2 separate regions of the Homo sapiens genome follow, and region 2 is linked to region 1. A link is an interaction called in ENCODE POLR2A ChIA-PET data of the cell type or tissue named here. Cell type or tissue: OCI-LY7. All regions are shown on one strand. Each heading gives the region's core, and the rest is flanking DNA. Links, peaks and the distances in the headings are about the cores only.

Region 1 (8,071 bases), core at 2,077-6,076:
TTCCACCTCAGATAATCAGGCATTAAATTCTCTAAAGGACTGCACAACCCAGATCCCTCCCATGTGCAGTTCACAATAGGGTTCGCCCTCCTATGAGAATCTAATGCTCACTTGCTGGCCGCTCACCTTCTGCTATGCAGCCTGGTTCCTAACAGGCCATGAGCTCACAGCCTGGGAATTGGGGACCTCTGCTCTAGAGTACGTCTCCCACCTTAGACATAAACCCTTTAAGGAAGCTGATGTTTCTCTCATAGCTATTTGTATTGTAATAGATCTTTTTCCTACAGTTTATAATGAAAAATTTCAAATACACACAAAAGAGAAAGGAAAGGAATAATGAAACCCCACAGAAATATTACCTAACTTAAACAAATAATCAACTTAAGACAATATTGTTTTATCTATAATACCACCCACTTTACCCTCCTTCTCCTAGTGGATTATTTTGAAGCCAATTCCAGACATCATATAATTTCATCCGTAGACATTTCAGCATGTATCTCTATATACCACAAGATATTGTTCAAAGAGACATATTGAAAGATACTGCTGGTTCCTGTGTAAGTTCTTGTACTGGTGGGTCAGAATACTTTTTTTTCTTTTGAGACAAGGTCTCATTCTGTCACCCAGGCTGGAGTACAGTGGCATGATTATGGCTCACTGCAGCCTCAACCTTCCAGGCTCAAGCAATCCTCCTACACTGGCCTCCTGAATAGCTGGGACTACAGGTACACATCACCATGCCCGGCTAAGTTTTTGTAAAGACAGAGTCTCACTATGTTACCCAGGCTGGTCTCAAACTCCTGGGCTCAAGTGATCCTTCTGCCTCGGCCTCCCAAAGTGCTGGGATTACAGGTGTGAGCCACTGCACCAAGCCAGTGGGCCAGATTTCTGATATAAGCATTCTTCCAGTAAGACATATATTAGTCAAAGAAATACACACATACACACGTATATAAAATATACAAAACACATATATACGTATTTTCTCTACTGTACTTCCTTACAACTTAAACCATTTGAAAGTAGGATTGTCAAACAAGAAAATCAAGAAAAAAGTGGTCTGAACAGTTTCAATTGTAATAAGATCATTGATAAGGGATCTTAGAGATCTCTTAGGAAAGAGAAAAATCACACACAAAAATCCTCCGTCTGTCAGAGGTAAATGACTTTCATACAGCACAAGTTATGTGGCATGGAACAACGTGCTAATATCATAAAATTATTATACATAAAGTAATTCATGTAGCTGCATATTTTACAAAACAAATGCAATAAAACTAACTTAATTCAGAAAAATTTTATTCAATAATCCTTACCTTTTGTTGGACTGAGATTCTGATCTATAAATCCTCTTACTTCTGCATTTGTGGAAGTCAAACCAACCTGAATAAAACCGTTTAAAAAGTTAAAAATAGAATATTAAGTAGTATGTGTTCACTTAACAAGCTATTTTATATCTTCCATCAGACATCCATATCAAATATATATAGCCACATCAAATGAATTAATTATATTAACCACAGGAGTATTATTTTAAAATGAAATGTTGACATATTATTTAAAAGGGGAAGAATATTGCCTGTAGTCCCAACTACTTGGGAGGCTGAGGTCGGAGGATTGCTTGAGCCTGGGAGGCAGAGGTGTTGCAGTGAGCTGAGATCATGCCACTGCACTCCAGCCTGGATGACAGAGTGAGACCCTGTCTCAAAAAAAAAAAAGGTGAGGGGAATATGAATTGTCCAGCTTAAGATAAAAATTAATGAAATACTATTACTTATGAGCAGAACTGAGATTTTACAGATTTTACTGACAGTTCTTTGAAAGCAAGTAAGTAATGTGGCAGCCATGAAGTTGCCAATAGATATTTCAAAATTCCATCCCCACTGTTGCCCTTAATTTGTACTATTCTTAATCACTATCTAAAATGCTTTCAATACTATGACATGTGAGGAATCAAATAAAGACCATTAATACCACAATGCAGAAGTAAAATACATTGGCCTTAAGTCCAACTGCTTGGATTCATATTCTGGACCATCAAGCCTACTAGGGGTTTGGCCTTGGTCAAGTCATGCATTTCCTCATCTGTAAATTGGAGGGTGATACCAGTACTTAGCAATTCAGGTTGTTATAAAGACTAAATGAGATAATTCATGTAAAGCATATAGCACAGGATTTGGCACATACTGCTCAATCCATGTCAGCATACGTTACTGTCAGTATTATACTTGAGGGACTACCCACAGCAAGTATTTATGAATTCACTTTTAGATAATTTATTTCATTTAAGGTAATATCCACTACACTACTTGGCATCACAGAGCTGAATACAGGAATATCATCAAACAGAATATCAGAAATATATTACAAAGCCTGGAGGAAAAAAAACCCTCAATTTTTGAAAACTTGGCAGAACGCAAACATCCAAAAATTGGCTCTATTATTACTATCAAATACTTTTTGTAAGCATTGAAGATTTGTAACCTTGAAACATTACAATTTTGTTACATTACACTAACTTGTAACATCACAAGTTTGTGGTATGATACCTCAAACTGTACTTTTTTTTTTTTTTTTGAGATGGCGTTTCACTCTTGTGGCCCAGGCTGGAGTGCAATGGCACCATCTTGGCTCACTGCAACCTCCGCCTCCCGGGTTCAAGTGATTCTCCTGCCTCAGCCTCCCAGGTAGCTGGGATTACAGGCACCTGCCACCACGCCCAGCTAATTTTTGTATTTTTAGTAGAGAAGGGGTTTCACCATGTTGGCCAGGCTGGTCTCGAACTCCTGACCTCAAGTGATCTGCCCACCGTAGCTTCCCAAAGTGCTGGGATTACAGGCATCAGTCACCACGCCCAGCCCTCAAACTATACTTTCAAGACACTACCACATGGAAAGGATTTTTTAACCCCTTTACTGAGATATCATTGATATATAAAAATGGCATACACTTAAGGTGTACATCTTGATGTTTTGATATATGTATACATTGTAAAATGATCACCACAGTCAAGCTGACATATCCATTACCTCTATATAGCTATTATTGTGTATATGTGTGTTGCGAAGATTCAATTTAAGATCTATCCTTTTAGCAAATTACAAGCACACAATACAGTACTATTAATTATCATCACTGTGCAGCACATCAGATCTCCAGCAATCTGAAAAGATTTTAAAGCACACAAAGCTTTATAACTTTATAACTATCCACTTATTGTTCTAAACACTGACTACTTATATTTTTCTTCTTCTTTTTTTTTTCAGATGGAGTTTCGTTTTTGTTGCTCAGGCTGGAGTGCAGTGGCACAATCTCGGCTTACTGTAACCTCTGCGTCCCGGGTTCAAGCAATTCTCCTGCCTCAACCTCCCAAGTAGCTGGGATTACAGGCGTCCACCACCACGCCCAGCTAATTATGTATTTTCAGTAGAGACAGGGTTTCACCATGTTGGTCAGGCTGGTCTCAAACTCCTGTCCTCAAGTGATCCACCCGTCTTGGCCTCCCAAAGTACTGGGATTACAGGCGTGAGCCACCACGCCTGGCTGTATTTATATTTTTCATAAGCAATTATTTGATAGTTTATAATATCAATGTAAGAGCTAATTATTTCATTATTTGATAATTCAATGCTCTACTAAGAATTCAAATGCTCTACTAATAGCTGTTTCTTTCTGTCAAGAAGTATGTTAGCAGTAATATTTTTACATATTTTTCATATCCTAACAAGTGATTTTGATGCAAATCTCTAGAATCTATCATCATCAAATTTTTATGACAGTAGCTGAGACTAAGTCATCTAGAAAATGGCCTCTTAATTCTATGTAGATAATAGTGCAGATACTTAACTTTGTCCAGCTTCTTATCACTTTTCAGTTAGAAATAAAGACAATACTTTCCAACAAAATTTGCAACAAATAACTATATGTTATGGCTCTTCAGTTGCTCACAAATAATGTTAAATATCCAACTTGTTGATTTGTTGAAGAGTTTATTGTGCCATTACTAATAACTCCCCCCTCCTTTTTAAACTCTTCTGCTATAGGAAGATGACAGAGGCAAAACTTGTTGGTGTTCTACTTTAAAAAGAAAGCAAAGAAGGCAAAGACAGCCTTTAATAAATTCCATGCTTGATACAATATAACCATTTAAATACATGTATTATAATAACTTCAAAAGGATCAGTTTATACCTTTTTGTTATTATACAACCTCAACTAAACCTCAAAAACCTCAACTAAAACCACATATTCATAATAGAGAGTTCAGTTACTGGGTTACCGTTATGCTTAAACACCTGCTCTTAATATCCAACTTCTGCAGAGTAAAACAGCCAACGAATGTGGAAACTTTTTAAGCAGCTGTACACCTGCATCTTAAGAACCAACAAATTGTACTCCAAAAAGATAAAAGTCAATTGTGAGTCCATACTGCATGCTAATCTTAGTCTCATAGATGGAGGGGAGGTGTTTGTATTTAAAGCTTATATATAAAACCAAAATATATTTAATTAAAACTTCAAAATATGTATTAATTTCTACTATCATAAACATTTTGTAAAGATTCAAAAAAACTGTATTATTTGAGAGTAGAAAAAGTTGGCTAGCGAAAGCATCCTAAAATATTAGCCATTCTTCCCTTATTCTACCTATTTAAAAAGGACTTATCTTTCAATGAACAAGAGAAAAAAGTGAACTCATATTTCATGTTAAATTCTTTGCCTAATCATGTCCTGAGGAAAATATGCTGAGTATTCCTCTCTTTTTTCTCAATTTTTAAAAATAAATTGTATTGTCTGTATTTAAGGTATAAAACATGATGTTATAAGATACATATATATAAAATGGTTACTATAGTGGGTATTCCAATGCTGTGTTGTGTACTATATAACCAGTCACTATGCGTTTACTGAATTCAAAGTATTTAAGTTCAATTTTTAAGAATCAGATCATATTGACTAATAATATTGTAATTTCATTGATATTCAACATTTCTGACTGACATAACATTACTGAAATGTTCAGAGTAAGATCATCTGTGCTCAGTTAAGCTCTACCTTTCACAGGCAAGGTGATCGTGGAACGGTCACTACAAAATGGGAATGATAGAACGTATGTGCAAGACAAACTAAAGAGCTCATAGGATCGAGTCAAATGATTATGTAAATTTATCTGTTAATTTGGCAAAAATATATCTATTAATATGCCAAAGCAATATTTAAGTGTGGGTTGTCATCCAAATGGCAATGGCTTCCAACACTTCAACCCTGACACAGACCATATGCAAAAGAGAAATGCAAATGACCAATAAACATACAGAATGTTAGTTTACTTAACTAGTAATCAGAGAAATGTAATAAATTGCACACCATTTTTTGCTGATTAAATTGGCAAAGATTTATAAACATATAAAAAGAAATGTCACTTTCATATACCACAAGTATATATATAAATCTGTGCAATCTTAGCAATATGAATCAAAAGCTCTAAAAAATTATACACACTTTGGCTCAGTAATTTCATAGAATTTTTCTTCTGGAGATAATATGATGAGTGAGCAAAAACAGACAAAATGTTCCAAAAAGGAAAAAAGCAGAAGTAACTTAATGGTCAATATTAGGAAACTGGTGTAATATCCATACAATAAATAACATAAAATAGCCACTTAGGCCAGGCACCATGGCTCATGCCTGTAATAGGAGCACCTAGGGAGGCTAAGGCAGGAAGATTGCTTGAGCCCAAGAGTTTGAGACCAGCCTTAAGGAACATAGTGAGATCCTGTCCCTACAAAGAAAAGAAGAAATTAAGTGGGCAAGGTGCCTGTAGTTCCGCTACTGGAGAGGCTGAGGTGGGAGCATCGCTTGAGCCCAGGAGGTGGAGGCTGCAGTGAGCCATGATCATGCCACTGCACTCCAGCCGGGGCAACAGAGCAAGACCCTGTCCCAAACTAAACTAAACTAAAATAGACACTTAAAATGATGTTCCAGAGATATCAAGATAAGAAAATGCATTCATCACAGAAATTAAATAGTAGCCAGGCACGGTGGCTCATGTCCATAAACCCAGCAATTTATAGTCCCTATTGCCCAGGCTAGAGTGTAGTGGCACGATCTCGGCTCACTGCAACCTCTGCCTCCCAGGTTCAAGTGATTATCTTGCCTCAGCCCCTCTGGCCCAAGTAGCTGGGATTACAGGCACACTGCCACCACACCCAGCTAATTTTTGTATTTTTAGTAGAGATGGGGTTTTACCATGTTGGCCAGGCTGGTCTCGAACTCCTGACCTCAAGTATCGCCTGCCTTGGCCTCCCAAAGTGCTCGGATTACAGGCGTGAGCCATCGCGCTGGGCCAATGTCTATACATTTTGATTGCTACATATACAAATTTGTATACAAATCAGATATCTTCCTAAGCAAAATTTTGCTGACAGTCTCTAGGCTATTTTTTCTTTTCTTTATCTGTATTTTCTAATTTTTCCATAATGAGTATTACAGCCTACATGTTTTTCTTAAAGATTCATTGACAAGGCAAAAAAAAAAAACCCTCAAAAATTATATTTCAAATTATTTACTGTATTATTGCTTAAATTAGAACACAACTGCATTTTTGGTCTAGAAAAATATTACTGGATACTAGATACTATTTGATAGCAATTTCACCCCAGATACAATAAATATGTTGCCAGCTCCTCACCTCTTCCTTTTGCAAAGTGATCAATCCTACATCTCATGTAGTTCTAGTAAGACAATTAATCTTAGAGGCTCAAAGTGGGCTCATGACTCAAAGCCTGGCCACTTACCGTATCCCACTTCCATCTCCACGGAGTTTAAGCAAGGTCAACTCAAACTTCTCCGTAGATTTTGAAACATAAATACTAAAAAGGGGCCAGGTGCAGTGGCTCACACCTGTAATCCTAGCACTATGGGAGGCCAAGTCAGGCAGATCCCTTGAAGTCAGGGGTTTGAGACCAGCCTGGGCAACATAGCCAGACTCCATCTCTTTAAAACACAAAAGTTCTCTCTCTCCTTCTGAGACAAGTATTATGAGGCCAATGCAAGCCATTATGCCACCATACAGAAGGCCTAAAGATGGAAGAAGACAGACCCCTGACATCATCGTTTGATCCCTGGAATCTAGATGTGTTTGAAGCAGCCTCTAGACTTTTCAATTATATAAGTCAATACATTCCACTTTTTGTGTTAAGCTGTTTTGATAGGGTTTCGATCATTTGCAACTATAAGAGACCTAATAAAGCATGGATAAGACAAAAGTAACTCTTCACAAAAAAACTGTTGTCATCAGAGACATGTAAAATGAGAAAATTTAAAATGTACATATTTGAATACATGGTTAGTAATGCCTCTGTAAGAGGGCAATCTCTTCCCTATCTACAATCTCTTCTGTGTTTGTGAGTCACTTCTCAGTAACATGTGACACAATTGATCACTTCCCCTTGAAACACTTTCTTCACCTGGGCCTCCAGATCATCAGGATAACTCTTTTCTTCCTGTCTTTGCCCATTCTTTGAGTGTCCTTTATGGCTTCTCTTGCTTTCCACCTTTTTGTTGGAGAATCCCTGTGCTCAGACCTTGGTCCTTATATATTTGCTATCCATGCACTCACTATATGATCACATGTAGTCCCATTGCTTTACAATGATTTTAATATGAAATGACCCGGGCCAGGCGCGGTGGCTCACACTTATAATCCCAGCACTTTGGGAGGCTGAGGCAGGCAGATTACCTGAGGTCGGGAGTTTGAGACCAGCCTGACCAACATGGAGAAACCCCGTCTCTACTAAAAATACAAAATTAGCCGGGCATGGTGCACATGCCTGTAATCCCAGCTACTTGGGAGGCTGAGGCAGGAGAATCACTTGAACCTGGGAGGCAGAGGTTGCAGTGAGCTGAGATTGTGCCATTGTATTCCAGCCCGGGCAACAGAGCAAGACTCCATTTCAAAAAAAAAAAAAAAGAAATGACCCCAAAATTTCTACCTCCATTCCTAAGCTTTCCCCTGAGCGCCAGAGTCACTTATCAAATCGCCTAGCCAATATCTCCACTTGGAAGTTT
Region 2 (8,071 bases), core at 1,313-5,312, 310 kb before region 1:
GCCTGGCCAACATGGTGAAACCTCATCTCTACTAAAAATACAAAAATTAGCCAGATATGATGGCAGGCACCTGTAATCCCAGCTACTCAAGTGGCTGAGGCAGGAGAATTGCTTGAACCTGGGAGGCAGAAGGTTGCAGTGAGCCAAGATTGCGCCACTGCACTCCAGCCTGGGCAACAAAGTGAGACTCTGCCTCAAAAAAAAAAAAAAAAAATTAATAGAGAAGATATCAAGGTGCTGGACACTGTTAGAGGGATAATATTTTCCTTTCTCACAGGAATCAGAATACCTACCACCAGTCAGGTGCTGTGACTCACGCCTGTAATCCCAACACTTTGGGAAGCCAAGGTGGGAGAATCCCTTGAGGCCAGAAGTTTGAGACCAGTCTAGGCAACATAGCAAGACTTTGTCTCTTAAAAAAAAAAAAAAAAATTACCTGGGCATGATGGTATGCACCTGTAATCCCAGCTACTCAGGAGGCTGAGGCAGGAGGATTGCTTGAGCCTGGGAGTTTGAGGCTGCAGGTAGCCGTGATCACACCACTGCACTCCAGCCTGAGTGACAGAGCAAGACCTTGTCTCTAAACAAACAAACAAACAAAAAACGAGAACAAAAACAAATAATACCTACTGCCTATTTTAATAGAACTGGAGGCTGTAATTGAATTTAGAACTTTGGACATGAGTCTTCCAAGTGGGTAACTCTTCCCTGGGTATGAGCTGTGCCTCCCTGGGGGGGCACAGGCCCTTTCTCGCCACTGAAGGACACTGGGTAAAGTACTTTGGATGTTGTTCTACAGGCAGTAGGGAGCCATTGAAGGTTTTTGAACAAGAAAGTGCCATGACCAGAGTGATTCCTTAGGAAGATGATTCTGACACTATCTAAAATGAAAGAGAAAGAGACTAGAGCTGGGGAGAAACGGGAACCCACCAAGAGCTACTGTAATAATCTGCATATGAGGTAATGCGGGCCTGAGGCTGGGTCCTGGGCTCTAAACAGAGCTCAGCCCCCTGGCCTCTTACCTGGGCTCCATCAAGATCCAGACCTTTACATGCTTCTCTTAAAATGGGGCTGTCCTCAGTGGAGGGCTAGGGGACAGAGAACAGCTCCTAGAACACGGTGACTTCTGCCCCGTGGGGTCTTCTGGCAGCTGGTAGCTGGGTAGTGACTCCGGGAGGTGCTTCAAGGATGGAAAGGAGCAGGTCTGCCCAGGTTTGAGAGACTGAGGCAGACACGCAAGGAGATGCCGGGGCTGAAGAGCATTGGCCTGGGAGGCTGAAACCTGAGCTCTTGTCCCAGCTTCATCACTCATTCACCATGTCTGCCCTCTCAAGTGGGCCTTAAGACGTCTCTGCAATTGCTACCACTTTTGAGTCTATGAGATAGTCTTTGAATTATCTGGAGGAAAGAAGTTTGCTGGTTTGAAACAAAGTCTCATTCTGTCGCCCAGGCTGGAGTGCAGTGGTGTGATCTCAGCTCACTGAAACCTCTACCTCTCACGTTCAAGCACTACTACGCCTGGCTGAGGTTCAAGCGCCACCATGCCTGGCTAATTTTTGTATTTTTAGTAGAGATGGGATTTCACCATGTTGGCCAAGCTAGTCTTGAACTCCTGGCCTCATGTGATCAACTTGCCTCAGCCTCCTAAAGTACTGGGATTGCAGGTGTGAGCCACTGCACCTGGCCTAGGAGGAAAGAAGTTTTAAACTCAAAAGATGAACAGATAGAGTAGGTTACTGTGATTTACTGGACTATCAATCAGAGTTATTATGGGACAGAACTATGTTACTTCAGAAAAATGAAATTAACGGTTTACATAACTAGGAAGCCCTGGCCTGATCCAGGTGTCTGAGCAGTGTCCCTGGGAGTCTCTGTCTCTGTTTCCCAGCTTCGCTCTTCTCTGTGTTGCCCTCACTCTCAGGCAGGTACTCCCTGCACGGGAGCCACCAGTCGCCCCATACACTTCCTACCAACTGAACCACTCCCACAGAGGGAAAACATTTTCTTTATGAATAGTTCCTTCACAGTTCCCAGAGAGGGCGCTCACTGGACAACTCAGGTCACATGTCCAACCACAACCAATCCCATTGGCCGAGACTAGATCACTGCCTGTCCCAGGAGCCAGAGGAAGGTCTGTCCCACGTAAATCTCATGGATCGAGAGCAGAAGAATGTGTTCCCCACAGGAAAATCACAATGCAAAAGATGGGGACTGGATGCCAAATGGGCAAAAAAAAAAAAAACACAAAACAGTGGAGGCCCCTAATAACTGCTGTTACCTCAATGGTTTGAAAAGTTTAAAACCTTTCTGACCCCTTAATCACGGGATGATGAGACCTAAGAGTTCCAAGTAGGTAACTCTTTTCTACATATGAGCTGAGCCTCTTGGGACCCTTTACAAAAAGATTCTGAGTTAGGTACTGTTCTGAGCTCCATTGTACAGGTAGGGAAATTGAGACCCAAAGTCACAGTACTAGTATGTGATATGATTCCAGGCACATCAGATTTAAAAGCGCTCACAGTTTTGACTCCATCTTATTGAGTTCATGCACATGGCAACATATAGCCTTATGTTTTTTTGTTTGTTTGTTTGAGACAGAGTCTCACTCTGTAGCCCAGGCAGGAGTGCAGTGGCACGATCTCAGCTCACTGCAACCTCCGTCTCCCAGGTTCAAGTGATTCTCCCGCCTCAGCCTGCCGTGTAGCTGGGATTACAAGCGCATGCTACCACGCCCAGCTAATTTTTTATACTTCTAGTAGAGACAGGGTTTCACCGAGTTAACCAGGGTGGTCTTGATCTCCTGACATGATCTGCATGCCTCGGCCTCCCAAAGTGCTGGGATTACAGGCCTGAGCCACCGCACCCAGCCAGCATTATGGTTTTTAATGCTATAAAAGGCTTTTCACTTAGTAAGACTCAGACAGAATAAGTGCATGTGATGACATTAGCATATCTTCCCAGTCTGGTCTGATATGGACACCAACCACAAGCCTAGCTGAACTTCTAAGAAAGGAAGACTTCAGAAAAGGATCAGCCCCACCTACACAGGGAATGACGGCCATTAATATTTCAGAGCCAGCTTCTTACCCATAGGTGCAGCACAATTAAACATGTTCCAGCCACTGTCTACATGCACTTTTTTTTTTTTTTTTTTAGATGGAGTCTTGCTCTGTTGCCCAGGCTGGAGTGCAATGGCACAATCTTGGCTCACTGCGACCTCTGCCTCCAGGGTTCAAGCAATTCTCATGCCTCAGCCTCCTGAGTAGCTGTCATTATAGGCACCCACCACCACACTCGGCTAATTTGTGTATTTTTAGTAGAGTCGGGGTTTCACCATGTTGGCCAGGCTGGTCTGGAACTCCTGACCTCAGGTGATCTGCCCACCTCGGCCTCTCAAAGTGCTGGGATTACAGGCGTAAGCCACCGCGCCCGGTCAACATGCACTTTTAATAAATGTGATAAGCACTTCTGCCTGTGCTCAGTTGACATCTACATGCACACAGTGAAACTAGTTTGTATCATTGTAAAAGATTCCAAGTAAATATAATAGGAATATTGGGGAGTGAGGATCATGCTTGTACTTTTTAAATTCAGAATTCTATTTGGTGAGCAGTGACCTTCAGGTATTATGCAATATGAGTCTTTAAAATTTGCTATTTTGTTAGGAATGGGAATGAGGTTAGAATAGTGACCCAGAAGCTTGTTACATGTTTAGATACCTGGTCCTGCCTTGAAGTCTCTGACCAACTCCTCACATTCAGAGGGATAATGGGAGACAGAGGTTTGGTATTATATTTATTTCGAAGCATCTATTGTACCAAATACAATGCTAGAGACATACTGGAAAGGTGATTTTTAAAAGACCTCTGAACATGTTTTCTTGGGAGTTAATGCCTCCATATGTCACAACCATCATGACCATGCCCCCCAGTTTTTTTTTTCTTTAAGTGCTCACTTCTGAGATCTAGCTTAAGAAAGACATACAGGAGAGGCATTCTGGTCACATGAGGCATGAAGTCATGGTCACACTTTGGCCTGACCAAAAGGATTACCACCAGCATTGACCAAATTTAATTCCTACTAACTTTTGACCCCTACAGAAATTTGAAATCTATTCTTAAATTATTTACCACTACCAAGGGCATTCAAAAATATTCATTACAGTCTGTAATTACTTTTAACATTCCTTCATCCAAAAGGCATGCCTTTATTCACTCACTCACTCACTTGTTTATTCAACTTACATGTATCAAGTGTTTCCCACATGCCAGGACTGTTCTAAATATGAGGGATAGCCAGGTGCCGTGGCTCATGCCTGTAATCCCAGCACTTTGGGAGGCCAAGGTGGGCAGATCACTTGAGGTCAGGAGTTTCAGACCAGCCTGGCCAACATGGTGAAAACCTGTATCTACTAAAAATACAAAAATTAGCTGGGTGTGGTGGCGGGCCCCTATAATCCCAGCTACTTGGGAAGCTGAGGTAGGAGAATCGCTTGAACCCGGGAGGCGGAGGTTGTAGTGAGCCGAAATCATGCCATTGCACTCCAGCCTGGGAGACAGAGCGAGACTCCATCTAAAAAAAAAAAAAAAAAAAAAAAATTGAGGGATAGAAGGAAGAGCAGAAAATGGACATGATTCCTGCCTTCATGAAGCTTACAGTCTAGTGGGGAAGATAGAACTTAATAAACATTCAGACTGGGCGTGGTGGCTCATGCCTGTAATCCCAGCACTTTGGGAGGCCGAGGCGGACAGATCACTTGAGGTCAGGAGTTCGAGACCAGCCTGGCCAACCTGGTGAAACCCTGTCTCTACTAAAAATACAAAAAATTAGCCGGGCATTGTAGCACATGCCTGTAGTCCCAGCTACTCGGGAGGCTGAGGCAGGGGAATTGCTTGAACCCAAGAGACGGAGGCTGCAGTGAGTGGAGATCATGCCACTGCACTCCAACCTGGGCAACAGAGCAAGATTTTGTCTCAAAAAAAAAAAAAAAAGGGAACTTAATAATCATTCAAATAAGTATTAAATATCACTTATGATAAATGCTGGGAAGACATGGTACATTGGGCTCTCCAAGGAGGATTTGACTTAATATGTGAAAATCAAAAAGTAAACCACATGGGAAATTCAACTTACATGATACTAGAAGGAAAGGAATTCACTCAGCAAAGAGGTTCCGGTGGTGTCTCAGATTGGGCTCCCTGGAAACAGACTGAGACAGATTTACACATGGAAGATATTGGGGAGCTATGATATTGTGAAATATGTGTTTGGTCTTCATCCCATTTTCTGGCATACAACTCCAAATCTTCAAAGTGAAAAGCATCTTTTTGTATATTAATGAGTTGACTGATGGCTGGCAGCCCCTAGGAAGCTGCAGGATGGAGACTGGTCACCAGAAAAGCCAAGGTAGGATTAGAGGGTTAGGACTTTCAGCCTATCCCCCAATGGCCAATGATTTTATCAATCATGCCTGTGTAATGAAGACTCCATAAAAACCCAAAAGGGCAGGGTTCAGAGAGCTTCCTGATAGCCAATCACGTGGAGGCTTCCAGGAAGATGAACAAGAACACATCCACGTGCTGGGAGTGTGGCTCACCCCAGCTCCATGGGGACAGAAGCTTCTGAACTTGGGACCCTTCCAGACTTGGTCCTGTATGACTCTTCATTTGGCTGCTTATTTGTGTCATTTAAAATATCCCTTATAACAAACCAGAAAACATAAGTGTTTCCCTGCATTCTGTGAGCTGCTGTGGCAAATTAATTGAACCCAAAGAGAGGTTTGTGGGGACCTCAATTTACAGCTGGTGGGTCAGAAGTTTTGAAGGCCTGGACTTGCCACTGGCATTCAAAGCCTAGAGGCAGCCTTGGGGACTGAGCCCTCACCCTGTAGGACCTGGCACTGTCTCCAGGAGATAGTGTCATAATGGATTTGAATTAGAGGACATCCAGCTCGCATCTGCTGCAGAATGGATTGCTGGCTGGTTTGTGTTTTGAGAGTATTGTGGGAGAAACTGAGTTTGTTTCTTCTACTCAGGAGTGCTCTCCTGAGATGCAGCCATGAGGAAGGCAGGACTGGGCAGAGAGAACCTCACCCCTAGTGCGGCAGGCGGTGGGGACTAAGACCTCAGCCATCCTTCAGGGAGCTCTGGAGTTGGGATGACTCTTCTGAGTTGGCCCAAATTGAGGTGGGGTCCAGACTTGTGTATCCCTAAGGATGCAGTCAGTGACTGTGAGTAGCTGCCAGAAGGGGGCGGAAGCCTGGGATGCCATCCCCGCTGCAGAAGGCAGTTCCCAGGGAGGGGTGCAGCTGTGAGCCATCAGCAAGCAGTGGCCCCAGCCAGGCATGGCTGCATAAATTTGGGGGCTCACTGTGAAATAAAAATATAGGGCCTCTTCTTCAAATATCGGGAAAAAGCCTCCTTTCATGCTCTATTTTTCAACCAGCCATAGGGTTTGGATTTGCTATTTAATGTCATACTTCCCCAGGCTCTGGGATACTCAAAGAGTGAGTAGAGACCCTCACAGACACCCAGGGCTCCAACCCACGACTGGACCTGAGGAAGCATGTGCCTGACCCCAGCCCTCCCTGCACCTGAGTCCAGGCCCCTACCAGGCAGAAAGTGGCAATAGTCACTGGGTGAGGGTGGGGGTAGAAGTGGGAGGTGGGGAAGCAGACAGCCATGAACCCATCCCGGGGAGGCAAGCAGGTGGCAGGAGGGGGACTGTGTGAGCTGAGGCTCCAAGTACGGCTCTATTGGCTTATTGGACTTCACTTAAAAGACACAAATTCAAAGATAAATGATTACAAACAGCATTAAACCCCAGTAAAGGTATGCCTCTGAGCACAGGGCCCTGTCCATGGGCACTGGAAACTGGCCTGGCACCAGCAGCTGGAGGGTGGGGGCCAAGAACCTGAAGAGGGGATTGGAGCCAAGTAGCCCCCACAGGTGGGGAAGAGCATTTCAGGCCATGGGAATAGTCTGGGCAAGTATCTCTTGCTTTAGGGGAAATGAAAAGGAAGCCAGGAAATGAAAAGCACATCGTAAGAGGAAATGTGGTTCAAATGAAGATGGAGAGGTGGCAGGGGCCAGACGGAACCTGGCATTATGGGCCATGTTAAGGACTTTGGGTGATCGTCTCTGATCACTGGAAAAGCTGTGGCAGGGTTTCATGAAGGGGACAACATGTTTCAAATTTTGTTTTGAAAAGATTACCCCAGGTGAAGTGAAACAGATTGGAGGAGATTCAGGTAGTTTGTGGTCTTTGTAATCCAGGTAAGAGGTGATGGGGCTCAGACCACAGAGGGAGTAGTGGAGACAGAACGCAGTGGATGAATTGGGGCGATATAATATTTCAGAGTGAATAGGCCTCAGTGATGGTTTGGATACGGGGTTAAGGGAGATGGGGTGTCAAGAATGATTTGTTAGATAAGGCTGTGTCACAAGCACAGACTTAGACCCTGAGTACTAAACAGGGAACCAGGCAAACAAAGACCCTGAATACTAAACAGGGAACCAGGCAAACAAATGCCTGCCTTCATGAAGTTCCAGGAGAGGAAAGGGATGGACAAGGACATGGGCAGTGATAATACGGTGTGATCAGGGTTGTCTGAGCTGGGTACATAGGAAGGGCACCCAGCCCAACATGAGGACCTGGAGTCACAGGGTCAGGAAGGGCTTCCAAGGGGAAGGGACAACCAAGCTAAGACTTAAAAGACATGAAGCCAGACAGGTAAAGAGGAAGGAGCATGCGCTAGGTAAAGGGATCAGCAGAGCTCAATAGTCCTCAATGGCGGGTGATTGTGCCAAACTTCCTGGGGATACTTGGCAATGTCTGGAGACAGTTTTGGTTGTCATGACTGGGGAACTGCTACCAGCATCTAGTGGGTAGAGGCAGGGATACTGCCAAACATCTTACAATGAATAGCACAGCCCCCAACACAAAGCATATTCAGCCCACAACATCCACAGTGCCACACTTGAAAACCCTGGCATAAAGGCCTCGCAGCACAAGGCCTGAGGCTCAGTCGCAGAACAGAGTGGCTTTGCAGCTGGCTGCAGTGTGGAGTCAT

The links. Peaks named below come from ENCODE experiments on the same cell type or tissue, not always from the same donor. Only the 100,000 strongest peaks of a DNase experiment are listed, where the experiment ranks them.
Region 2: POLR2A ChIA-PET joins it to region 1 with 8 read pairs; 2 of 35 experiments call an interaction of 5 or more read pairs at or near these places.

Annotation. Positions count from the first base shown.
Region 1 is chr3:142,091,742-142,099,812 of GRCh38, forward strand. TFDP2 (transcription factor Dp-2) reads right to left here. Exons shown (of 13, transcript NM_001178139.2): 3 at 1,320-1,386. Among named protein-coding and RNA genes, the nearest start is that of TFDP2, 54 kb to the right of the region's middle. In OCI-LY7, for the core only: no CTCF peak of the experiment used is centred there; a DNase peak (open chromatin) is centred at 4,300; H3K4me3 peaks cover 2,442 bases; H3K27ac peaks cover 4,000 bases.
Region 2 is chr3:141,787,429-141,795,499 of GRCh38, forward strand. All of the region lies in intron 4 of GRK7 (G protein-coupled receptor kinase 7), which reads left to right. Among named protein-coding and RNA genes, the nearest start is that of GRK7, 28 kb to the left of the region's middle. In OCI-LY7, for the core only: a CTCF peak has its summit at 2,031; no DNase peak of the experiment used is centred there.